Linked DNA regions of Homo sapiens: regions 1 and 3 are each linked to region 2. The links are chromatin contacts, found by Hi-C or POLR2A ChIA-PET in ENCODE. All regions are on one chromosome and are shown on one strand. Each heading gives the region's core, a stretch centred on a gene start or an enhancer-like site at or near the end of the contact. The rest is flanking DNA. Distances are from core to core; before and after follow the strand shown.

Evidence for each region. A loop is a pair of places that touch in the nucleus more often than their neighbours do. ChIA-PET counts read pairs that join two places held with the same protein, here RNA polymerase II (POLR2A). Pooled maps may share reads with other maps.
Region 1: a loop to region 2 is called in a pooled map, with 17 times the contacts of the local background. The contact joins the promoter of HEXIM1 here to the promoter of KPNB1-DT in region 2. A Hi-C loop is called at or near these places in 8 of 50 pooled maps. POLR2A ChIA-PET finds 5 or more read pairs at or near these places in 3 of 52 experiments (B cell, WTC11 and naive thymus-derived CD8-positive, alpha-beta T cell).
Region 3: a loop to region 2 is called in a map of CD8-positive, alpha-beta T cell, with 13 times the contacts of the local background. The contact joins the promoter of XYLT2 here to the promoter of KPNB1-DT in region 2. A Hi-C loop is called at or near these places in 1 of 168 maps with a recorded cell type or tissue (CD8-positive, alpha-beta T cell) and 2 of 50 pooled maps. POLR2A ChIA-PET finds 5 or more read pairs at or near these places in 1 of 52 experiments (naive thymus-derived CD8-positive, alpha-beta T cell).

The regions. Positions count from the first base shown.
Region 1 is chr17:45,146,476-45,150,166 of GRCh38, reverse strand. It overlaps HEXIM1 (HEXIM P-TEFb complex subunit 1), which reads right to left and starts at 1,692. Exons shown (of 1, transcript NM_006460.3): 1 at 1-1,692. The coding sequence starts at 976. It overlaps HEXIM2-AS1 (HEXIM2 antisense RNA 1), which reads left to right. Exons shown (of 3, transcript NR_186789.1): 3 at 1-505. RefSeq lists enhancers at 34-589, 994-1,103, 1,154-1,203, 1,254-1,303, 1,707-2,589 and 1 more.
Region 2 is chr17:47,647,631-47,651,212 of GRCh38, reverse strand. KPNB1-DT (KPNB1 divergent transcript) reads left to right here and starts at 1,785. Exons shown (of 4, transcript NR_171700.1): 1 at 1,785-1,817. KPNB1 (karyopherin subunit beta 1) reads right to left here and starts at 1,294. Exons shown (of 22, transcript NM_002265.6): 1 at 929-1,294; 2 at 769-827. The coding sequence starts at 968. RefSeq lists silencers at 624-763, 874-943, 1,374-1,553, 1,564-1,613, 1,624-1,893 and 1 more and an enhancer at 2,294-3,139.
Region 3 is chr17:50,344,597-50,348,228 of GRCh38, reverse strand. It overlaps XYLT2 (xylosyltransferase 2), which reads right to left and starts at 2,103. Exons shown (of 11, transcript NM_022167.4): 1 at 1,954-2,103. The coding sequence starts at 2,088. RefSeq lists silencers at 687-981, 1,797-1,886, 1,957-2,056, 2,117-2,316.

The DNA of each region.
Region 1 (3,691 bases), core at 443-2,942, 2.5 Mb after region 2:
CCAGCTCCCGCACACGCGCGTCGTCGCCACCCAGCCGCTTGCTCTCCAGCCGCAGCCGGTTGTTCTCGTCCTCCATGCGCGAGAGGCACTTCTCCAGTTCCAGGTACTCCTTGATGAGCTCCTGCTTGCTCATGTTCTGCAGGCTCTCCGTGTGGTACCGCTCGTACGTCTCCGAGAAGTCCCGCTGCAGAAACTCGCTGCCGTCCCCTCCCATCCCATCGCTGCCCCCATCCTCCTCACCCCCTTCTTCCATGAAGTCGTCATCGCTGGTGTCGTCGGATTTGGCGGCGGCCCGCTTGGAGTACAGGCCGGTTTTGAGATCCGGCTCCTCCTGGTCGTGATCATCCATGAGGAACTGCGTGGTGTTATAGGGCGCGACCGGCTGGCCCTTGGCGAACATCTCGGCTCGGATCCTTGAAGCTCGAAGGCTCTGTTTCTCGTCGAACTTTTTCTTCTCTTCCCAGGTCAGCTTGTAGTACGGTTTCCAATGCCGCTTCTTCTTGGACGGGCGTCTCCTATGTTTTTTCTTCCCCAGCTGTCTCTGCTGCTGTCCCCACTCCTCTTCGCCCCCTGCGGCAGGAGCCCCCAACTTACTGGCCTCGGAGTCATGACAAGGCTGGGCGAGCAGCTCGGCCTCGGGCGTCGGTTCCACTTCTGCCGGCGGCGGGAAGTCGCCGCCAGCGGACGAGTCGTCCCCATTCTGGCCCTTCTCGCCCTCTCTCAGGCAGCTAGATTCTGGACAGGCCTGGGTCTGCAAGGGAGGTGGTTGGGATTCCAGGCTCCCTTCCCCCTCCGGCCCCGGACGGCCACCCAACTGGGGGAACGCTCTCGATTGCCACCTACTGTCCTCCTCGGGCACCCGCTCCTCCGCGCCTGGGGGGCGCTCAGGGTTCAGCTCTTCCTGGACAGCAGCAGCACCTGTACAGTTGCTAGTTTGAGGCTGGTGTTGATATTCTGACAAGAATGGCTCGGCCATGGCTAGTAGAGTCCTCGAAGTTTAAGAAATTTTGGCTAGTAAGTCCTTAAGGAAAAAAATGGGTTTTTCTTAAAAAAAAGAAAAAGAAAAAAAAAACAGTCCAACAGAGTCCTCTTCAGTTTGTAATTCCTGCAGTGACGCCTTTAGCTAGTCCTTCTATCAGCAAACTCCAACTGCAATCTGGGGAGCTCAAGTCAGTAAAGGGTTAAGCGCCCACAGTGCGGCCAGCTAGCGGGTCCAAGGGGGTGCAGCGGCAGGAACAGTACGTAATGGGCGGAGGTGGGCCTCAAACCTCCAAGCGGAGCACCCCAATAAAGGAGTTGGTGAGCAAGGTGATGAGGGTAAGTCCAGTGCGTGAAACCCAGCCCCGAAGGGGTTAAAACTACCGATGACGCTGCCTCCGAGGGGCCAGATCCACAAAGGGTTAAATCCCCTGCCGCAGAGCCCACAAGGGGTTAAAGTCCCGGCGCCACCTCCTCCCACTTCCACGGGTGTCGCTTCCACCCAAGCTCCCAGTTCCCTAGGCCCGGCCGTAGCCTCAGCAGAGGACAGACAAACTCATCTCCCCTTTGGCTCGATGCTCTGCTCTGCTCAGTTCTCCTCCGCCTCCTCCTCTTTTCCTCCCTCCCTCCTCCCCCTTCCCACAGCTCCTCTTCCGCGTCCTCCCCCGACTTTCCCTCCCAACCTGCCTCTCCACCTGCCAACTTCCAACTGCTGTCTCCCAGTCCTCTGCGCCCCTTTTATATAGAAGCTTTTTCGCCCCGCCCGTGCGCATGCGTAACGGAGTTCCCTTTGCGGGGCGCCGGGAGTCGTAGTTCTTATCTTTCGGGCCCGCCGCCCTCGCGCGCCGTGCGACGTAGCCAATCCCAGGACGCGTAGGGGGCGTCTCCCTGGCCGCCACCTTCCATCGCTTAGACCTCGCTAAAGAAACGCGAGCGGCCATTGGTGAAAAATCACACGACTCGCTGAGGAAGGACGGCCAATCGCAGAGAAGATGGGGCGGGTTCTGGACCGTACCATTCTGTTTCAGGAATACGAGAAGATTCGATGGCCTATGAGAGTCCTCACAGAATATTTTTATGAAAAGGTGCGTTATAAAGGCTATTATCGTATTTTGTTCTCAGCGGAGGGGTTCCGAAGGTTATGAACCTTTATTAACTAACGCAAGAATGGTTTATTCCTAAAAAGTAGTCCCTAAAATGTAAAAGAATTAAATCCTATAAAGAGAGACGTCGGCCCACGGCTGCTAACTCGCGAGTCTTAAGATTATAGAAATGGCTTCAAGGCGGGTGGTGAGTGCCTGAGACTGACACTTGCGGAAGGATATCGCGAGCACATTTTGTAAAGACCGAAGAGCGCATGAAGAAGTAAACAAATGAAGAATAAAAAGTGCCGCCTTAAAGGGACAGTGTGACTGCGTTTAGCGCCGCAGGCTCGCACTAGGCCTCGGAAGACGAAGAGGCGGGTTCGAGTCCCGGTGACGCGACTCCCGGACTGACCTCGGTACCCTTAGCTGAAGGTGGCGGAGTCCCAGCCCCAGCCTGGTCTCAGAAAGCCGCCCCCGCCCCAGGGGCAAATGCAAACTGGTGATTCGCGACCAAGGCTCTTCCCTGGGCCGAGATCGGAAAGCCGGGGCCGGGGGCGGGCGGGGGAGTGGAGGGGGAAGCGGGGGAAGGCCACGCCCCCACGCCTCAGCTTCTGTCGAAGAAAATGGCCTCCTGGGGCCGATTTGGTCTTTTCACTTCCGACCGAGATCATTTCCTGAGCCGGGACAGAGGAGGTCCGGGACAGCCATGAGGCTGTTTGTTGGGAAGAGTTCGGAATGATTAATGAGTTGAAATCATCAGCCCTGGCTATCCGAGAGGGAAGCAGGTCTCACCCGCAGAGGCCCTTCCTCATCAGTGGGCGCTGGGCAAGACTGGGAGGGAAGCATGGAGGAGGCCTTGCTCCGAAACTTGCTGCAGGGGATTCTGGCGCAGGGCTGGGGGGGCCGATTCCCCCGGGGGCGTAGTTTCTCAGAGAGAAATTCTCTAGACCCAAGCCCCCAGCCCTCCATAAACAGGGACTGAGAGGACCCAGAGAACCCTCCATACCAGTCACTGAGGCCTAAAATCTTGGCGCCCTTTCCACTTCTCCTTCGCCACACACCCAGTGACCCTTTCTTCTTATTGCTTCCTTAATAGCATCCCTGACATTCCAGCACGTTTGCACTGTGTACCTTTTACGCACAGAGCCATGTGACCTCACCACAGCCTGGCAAGTTAGACACGATAGGAATGAGTGTCTCCATTTTACAGATAAGGCATCTCTAAGACACTGGAAAATAAGTGACTTGTCCAAGGTCACATGACAACCATGGGGCAGTTCTGGCTAGAGCGCTGGTCTTTGTGACCCCCCCCGTGCCATTTTTCTTTCTGTCACAAACACAAAACCCATTTTTTCTTAAAATCGGGGAATACTCTGGATTTCGTTCTTTTTATTCCCAACAACTTCAACCTTATTCAGCCCCTATATCACTTGGCAAACAGGAGGGTACAAAGAGGGGTGGGATGCCATTCTTGCCTTCAAGTTGCTCCTGGACTGTGGAGAGGCCATCAGACCACAGCCAGCCTAAATGGCAAGTGAGGGAAATCCTGGTGGGAGCTGATGAGCCGAGTGCATGGGAGCTGGGAATTATGGACAAGTGTCAGGAGCAAGTGACTTCCTGGCTGGCTC
Region 2 (3,582 bases), core at 536-3,035:
CTCCGGACCCCTTAAATTTTAAAATATGAAAAACGAGGAACTTTCCCCTGTGATTTCATCAGCAAACAGGCCCCATCTCAAAGATGAGCCTCAGTCTGTTTTCTGGGTGCAGATCCCTAGTGATTAGGTCTCTATTCATCCAGGTCAGAAGAAAAAAAAAAAAGAAAGAAAGAAAAAGAAAAAACCCCAAGAGAGGAATAACCGAGCAAAGAGGGAAAAATATCAGTGGAAATGGGTTAAGAGGCAGTCGGGTGCCAGGCCTGGCCATGAGTACAGACCAAGGTAGCTAGGAAAGGGCAGAGCTCTAGGAAATAGGTGGGGAGAGCCACAGGGGCCACGGGATAGGAAGGAGAAGCCGGCCGGGGTCAGACAGGGCGGGCGGCCGGGCCCGGAGCTTCCACATGGCCCCTAGGCCCGACTCCCCCGCCCCCACCCCTGCTGAACACGCAGCGCCGCGCAACCTAACTTCCCTTCCCTCCCTCTTTCTCCCTCCCGCTGCACCGCCGCCCTCAGGCCGCGCAACGATTGGGCGGCAGGCAGCTCGGCGCGCCAAGCCATTGGCCAGTCGCGAGGCCCGGGGCGGGACACACCCACCGGCTTCCCGATGGCGGGGTTAGGTTGGACCGGGTTGGGGGGGGAGGGGGAGGGGGGAGGGGGACGGGATGGGGCGGGGTAGGTTCCCGAGGCCTGGGCCTCCGGGAGGGCGGGAAGGCCCCGCACGCAGGGGATGGGGACGCGGCGGGATGGGCGCGGCGGGGTAGCACGCACCAGGTTCTCCACGGCCGCACGCTCCAGGAACTTCTGCGCCGCTTCCAGCTCCAGCCGATCTAGGGGGAGGAAAGTGGGAGACGGAGCGGGGTCAGAGGGGCCGGGCCTCCCCTCCCCCACCCCAATCACCTCAGCCCTACCCCCGGCTCCTGCGTCCTACCGGGAGACACGGTCTTCTCGAGAATGGTGATCAGCTCCATGGCGGAGGTGGCGGCGGCGGCGACTCCTCCTAAGACGACGGCCCGGCCTTTCGGGCGGCGGCTCGAACTGGGGATGGGGGTTGGGGGTCGGGTGGGAAGGGAGGGTGGGGTGGGGGGCGGGGGTCACCACAAACCCATTCACCGGCTCTGTCTGGGTAGTCGGTCCGGCTCCCCTTCCTCTCCTCTTCCCTTACTTCCTCCCTCCAAATGGGCTGCTGGCGGCGGGGGAGGGACCCTGGGGGCAGCTCAGAGCGCGCTGGTGCTCGGGAGGCGGAGGGAGAAAGAAGGAAGGGAGGCTGTGAGTGAGAGGCGGCGCGCAGGGAGGGAGCGAGGGAGGGAGGAAGGCGGAGGGATATTCGGACCGGACCTCTCCGCGGAGGCGCCGCGCTCCACGACGATTGGCCGTTGTCCTGGCCACGCGGAATCCCTAACTGGCCAGGCGCTCAGCGTCGAAGGGCCGTCTCGCGCCCATTCGCCTGCTGGTTTCAAGGCCCGGGTTGGCTGGGCGGGCAGCGGAATGGAGCGCGCGGATTGGCCGAGGGGAGGGAGATTGGGATGGGGTAGGAGAGAGCCCGCCGTTGATTGGGTGGGCTTGGTAAAGGCCTTGAGCTCAGACCGGCTGAGCGCTGGGAGGAGGGTGGACCGGAGGCACGACTCGGATCCTGCGCGATTGGCTGGGATAGTAGGCGTTGATAGGATAGGGTGCCCGGGAGAACTAAGGAGAGGAGTTCGGGGTCGGGGCGCGGGAAGGCGGGAGGTGCCCGGCAACCCTAGGAGCCCGGCGCGGGGCACGATGGGACGCCCCCGGGAAGAGGCGGAGCTGGGTTCGAGCGCTGGGGCTGCGGTTGGGTAAGCGCCGTCGCTCCGAGGGGCGTGTTGCGCGAGGTTTTCGCGGGCCTGAGCGGGGGAGGGGGGACTGTTGAAGTCCTGCGCCGCGCCCACAGGAAGCTGCTTTAATGGCTAGGTCGGCTTGGTACCCTGCTTTCGGCTGGGAGGGATCCGTAAGGCCATGTGGCTCCACTGCCAATGTGTAGATGTGGAAACTGAAGCCCAGAGAGGGTATGGAACTTGTCCAAGGTCACACAGCTGGTTAATGGCTTGGTAAGGAATGGGTTCAGGAGCCCAGAGAGGGTCTGGAACTTGTCCAAGGTCACACAGCTGGTTAGTGGCTTGATAAGCTCAAGCTCTCCTGACGGCCCTTGTCCCTACAAGCAGCTTCCTCTCCAAGGAGTCCCCTAAGCCTGCTTATATGGGGCTTGAGACCTGTGCTGTGATAAATCTGACTTGCTTAGGGGTGAGCTAAGGGATTCCTCCTCTTAGACCCCCCATCCATAGCTACCAGGTACTTGACAGGATGGAAATGTTTCACCCTCCAAAAGTACCCTGTAAAGGCCCAACCTCGAACCAGAAAGAATGTGTGTACAGGAATAAAGGATTGTGGTTCTTAACCTGTTTCAGTTCTCAACCCCGGAAGAAACTCATGAATGCCTTTTCTTAGCAAAATGCATATAAAGAAAACGTGGGCCGGGCGCTGTGGCTCGCGCCTGTAATCCCAGCACTTTGGGAGGCCGAGGGGGGCGGATGACGAGTCAAGAGATCGAGACCATCCTGGCCAACATGGTGAAACCCCGTCTCTACTAAAATATAAAAAATTAGCCCGGTGTGGTGGCGCGTACCTGAAGTCCAAGCTATTCCTGAGGCTGAGGCAGGAGAATCGCTTGAACCCTGGACGCAGAGGTTGCAGTGAGCCGATATCGCGCCACTGCAGTCCAGCCTGGCGACAGAGCGAGACTCCATCTCAAAGAAAAGAAAAAAAATGTGCATACAGTATGTGGCTCAGGCCTGCAATCCCAGGACTTTGGGAGGATCGCTTGAGCCCAGGGGTTCAAGACTAACCTGGACAACTTAGCGAGATCCTGTCTCTTTTAAAAAAAATGAAGATTTTTAAAATGATAAAGGAAAAGTGTAATAATAGGGCCGGGCGCGGTGGCTCATGCCTGTAATCCCAGCACTTTGGGAGGCCGAGGCGGGCGGATCACTTGAGGTCAGGAGTTCAAGACCAGTCTGGCCAACATGGTGAAACCCTGTCTCTACTAAAAATACAAAAAAAAAAAAAAAACCTAGCCGAGCGTGGTGGCGCACGCCTATAATCTCAGCTCCTCAGGAGGCTGAGACAGAATCTCTTGAACCCGGGAGGCAGAGGTTGCAGTGAGCCAAGACTTCACCACTGCACTTCAGCCTGGGCGACAGTTAAGACTCTCAAAAAAAGAAAAAATAAATGGTAACAAAGAATTTCTTGAATTGTTTCATTTTCACAGTAATGATGTAGGGGTAATTGGATGTAGCTGGTTCATAGAGCTTTTTACCATATGACTTGAGCTTGTGAGGTAATTGCCCTGCAGTAGCCACACTGGGAAAACCTAGGAGGAAGTCTGACTTTGTTGAAAGGTTTCACAAAGAATTAGGAAAGATTGGCCAACTCTTTGTTAAAAGAGGAAGAAATGGTCTTTCTCTGCTAGAGATATCTTTGCAGTTTTGAAGCTAGAAATGTAGGGACACCATTCCTCACACCATACTGTGACTAGTGGATTTCCCATGGCTTAGCAGCTAACCC
Region 3 (3,632 bases), core at 854-3,353, 2.7 Mb before region 2:
TGTAGATTACCTGTCCATGAGGGCAGAGACCTCATCTATTTTATTTTTGTATCCCCAGTATTAGCACAGTGTCTAGTACAAAGTAGGACTTCACACCTATTTGTGGAATGAATGAATGAATGAATGAATCGTATTCCCAATGCACAGTGCTGGGATAATAAGAGTTATTTATTTACTGACAGCTGAGCATGTGCCAGGAACTCCTGCAAGTGCTTCACAGGCATCATTTTCACTTAATCTTTATAATCACCTAACACGGGAGGTGCCATTATTATCCCCATCTTGAGGAGGGATACTGATAAGGATAAGGGAGGAGGCAAAGTGATTTGCTGGTGGTCTTCTCAGGGTCAGAGCTGGAAGAGAGTGGTGAAGTGGGTGGTCCAGCTTCAGCACTCACCTTCCCATGCACCCCGTTATGCTGCCTGGCAACCCCAGAGTCAGGTGAGGGAGCAGCTGAGGGGGTCCAAGCAGCAATGGGTGCCTGGACCGCACAAGCTTTTTCAAACATTCCAGCCCAGGATTCCCCTATTCATTCAGCCAGGAAGCTGGAGGAGGAGGTGGTGGGGGATGGGGGCGGTAGCCCAGAGTGGTCACATATTCCAGGGTCAGAGGGCTCCCTAACTGCTTTGGCAGCCCATTCCATCTTGGAATGTCCCATCTGCCCAAACAGTCTTCTTACACTGGGCCTGAAACACTCTCCTACTTGCTTGTCCTACTTGTAGGTCTACACCCCACGGATGTCACGGAGCCAGCCCCACCCCCGCCCCCACCTCCTTTTGGAGTTATGGTCTCATGTGACTCTGTTCCAGCCCCCATCACCATCCCACCCTCTGGGTTCTCCCAAAAAAAGGCAAGGGCAGCTCTTCTGTCTCCACACCAGGCCTTCCAGACTGGCGAGATGCGGTAAGGGGTCGCGGGTATCGGGGCTTGCCGGAGGACAGCAGCAGATAGAGTCTCTGACCCGGAGCCCTGGAGGCAGCAGAACAGGGGCGCTGGGGGCAGGGAGGTCCTGACCTCTGGGCCACAGCTTAGGGCTGTGGTGTGGCCTGTCCTCTCCATCTCCGCAGCACGAACCCAGACCCAATGGACCCTTCCTCACCACACCGCTGAGGTGTCTGAGCCTCCCGCTGAAACCACATCGGGGAAGAGGGAGAAAGACCCTCGAGGCAGGGACTTGGGGGCTGAGACGGCTGTTGGTTGCCCCTGCTCTGCGGCTGGGGCTCTGTTACAGTCCCCATTCCCTTAAAGCCAGAGGGCCCCTCCCTAATTCCCTAAGGTCCTGAGGCCAACTCACCAGCTCAGTTCCTCCTCTCCCTGCCCTCCGGAGACCCATCCAGGTTCTTCAAACCCCCGGCTGAGGAAGCCACACCTCGGGAATACTCCAGTTCTCTCCTTCGGCGTCACTCCCTGTTCCTTCAGTTCCCGGGTACACACTTTGTCCCAGGCCTGAATTCCACCCCCGAGCTCCCCTTCCTCACCGGCCGCTGCCCCTCGGGCTCAGCTGGGGAAGGACGCCCTGAGTCCCTTGGCCCTACTCCTCCGCCCACGGCGCGCATATCCCCGCCCCCTCCCAACTTCAGAAAGTTTGGCCTGGGGCTCCCCACCTCCGAGCAGGTTCGGGCCCAGCCCCGCCTCCCAGCCCCGCTCGCCGCGCCTGACCTTCATCGCTCCCTTGGCCGGAGACCACCCTAGCATGACCTGCTCCCCCCGCCCGACTCCCAATCCACCAGGGCCCGGGTCTCCAGGTCACGCACTGCCCCCGCGCGCAGCTCCCTAGGCCTGCTGGGGAAGGGAGTGCCGGGGGCCGGATGCTCCGCTCTGGGCGACCGCCGGCGCCCCGCACGCACGCACGCGGCCCGTGCCCCACTTCCCCGGCTGGGGCCGCCCGCAGCCCCGCCAGGACCCCGCGCGCCCCCGCGCCCGGCCTGCCCGCCCGCCCGGCCGTCGGAGCACCTCGCCCGCCTCGTCCTCCTCCAGGCCGCTGAAGCTCCACACTACCAGGCCCTGCAGCAGCAGGATGGCCAGCGCCGTGGCAATCGCCAGCTTGTAGCGCCGCACCAGCTTCTGCACTCGCGCGCTCGCCACCATCTTCCTGCCCGGGACGCGGGGCGCGCGCCCAGCCCTGCAACCCGGCCGCGAGCGCGCGCACGGGCGCGGGGCTGAGCCGCCCCCCCTCCTCCACGCCTAGGGAGGCGGGCCGGGCGCGCGCCGGGGCGGGGCCGGGGGCGGGGCCTGCGGGGCCAAAGCACGGCGCACCGCAGGCTAGGGGTGGAGCCGGGGCTCGCAACACCTTCAGTCCCGGCAGTCGCGGGCGTGGGCTTGAGCGCGTGCCTTCTGCGCTCGTGTCTCCGCCGGTGCCCCTGGCTCCCACGTGTGCTCCCCTCCACCTGGACGGCGAGCGCCTGGTGCTGGGGAGTGGAGGGTCTGCGGCACAACCTCTCTTGCCTGGTGTCGGGGGTCGTGGGCGAGTTCAGTCCCACGCGGGTAAGCTCTCGGTCCCGGGGGCCCAGGGAACGCCAGGGCTCCCAGAGACGCCGCCTTGGGAGAGGGCGTGTGAGAGCCACAGGCGTCTGCTTAAAAACCTGGAGGCCGCACCTGCGGGGCAAAGTCTAACCCCTTGACTGGCATCAGAGAGCCTTCACGAATCCTCCTTTCCGCTCTGCGCTCATCCTAAGCATCCTCAGGCCGCTCCCAGAGTCGTGGTTCTCAAACTACTCTAGCGTGTGTTGGAGTCTCTTGGAGGTCTTGATAAAACAGATTTTTAGTGCCCCTCCTCCCTCCCCCAGAGTGTCTGCTTTGGTAGGTCGGTAGTGAGGCCTAAGCATTAGAATTTTCAGCAGGTTCCCAGGTGATGCTGATGCCTTTGCTCTGGGACCAAACTTGGAGAACCAGTAGACCTCGACACATGCTGCTCCCTCTGCCAAGTCCCCACCCCCTACACCATCAGTGGCATCCTCCCTGTGCGTCCCCAGCACTGTGCAGTGAGCACCAATCATACATCCGGTCGTGACTGCTCTGGGATCTCGCCCTGCCTTGGACACCCAGCAATGCTCAAGAAATGTTGCGGAAAGCAAGCAGGGGAGGCCCAGATTCCCGTCTAACCAGCTGTCCCTAACATTTGTTTGAGAACCCGGCGTGTTCAATGAGCACCGCATTGGACAAGGTCTAAGCACCTGCGGCCTTCCCTAAGCCTGGCAGGCCCATGGAGAGAGGGAAGGCGAGAAGAGCAAAACAGTGGCCACCAAAGCAAGGTGAATCCCCAGCTGGGGAAGCCAGGCACTGGGAGGAGGAAGTCATAAAAATAGCAAACACAAGTTAGAAGGTTTAAAGGGAAGACGTTAGGAACCACTACAGAGAGGTCTGGAAAGAGAAGTGGCTTACAAAAAAAAAAGTTTGAAAAGTTAGAAGGCCATGATGGAGGGGTTTGGAAGTTGCCACAAGGTTGGGTTGATGAGAGAATTCTAAACTGATGTGTACAGGATACACAAGCATTTGATGGTACATAAATAACCTCCTTTAATCGTCTTCTGCGCTTTAGCATTTGTAATCATTCTGTTCCTCCGCGTTTGTTAAATGGGAGAATTGTAAACTATGTTTCCGACGACAGTTTGGCTACTTAAGAGAGCCTACAC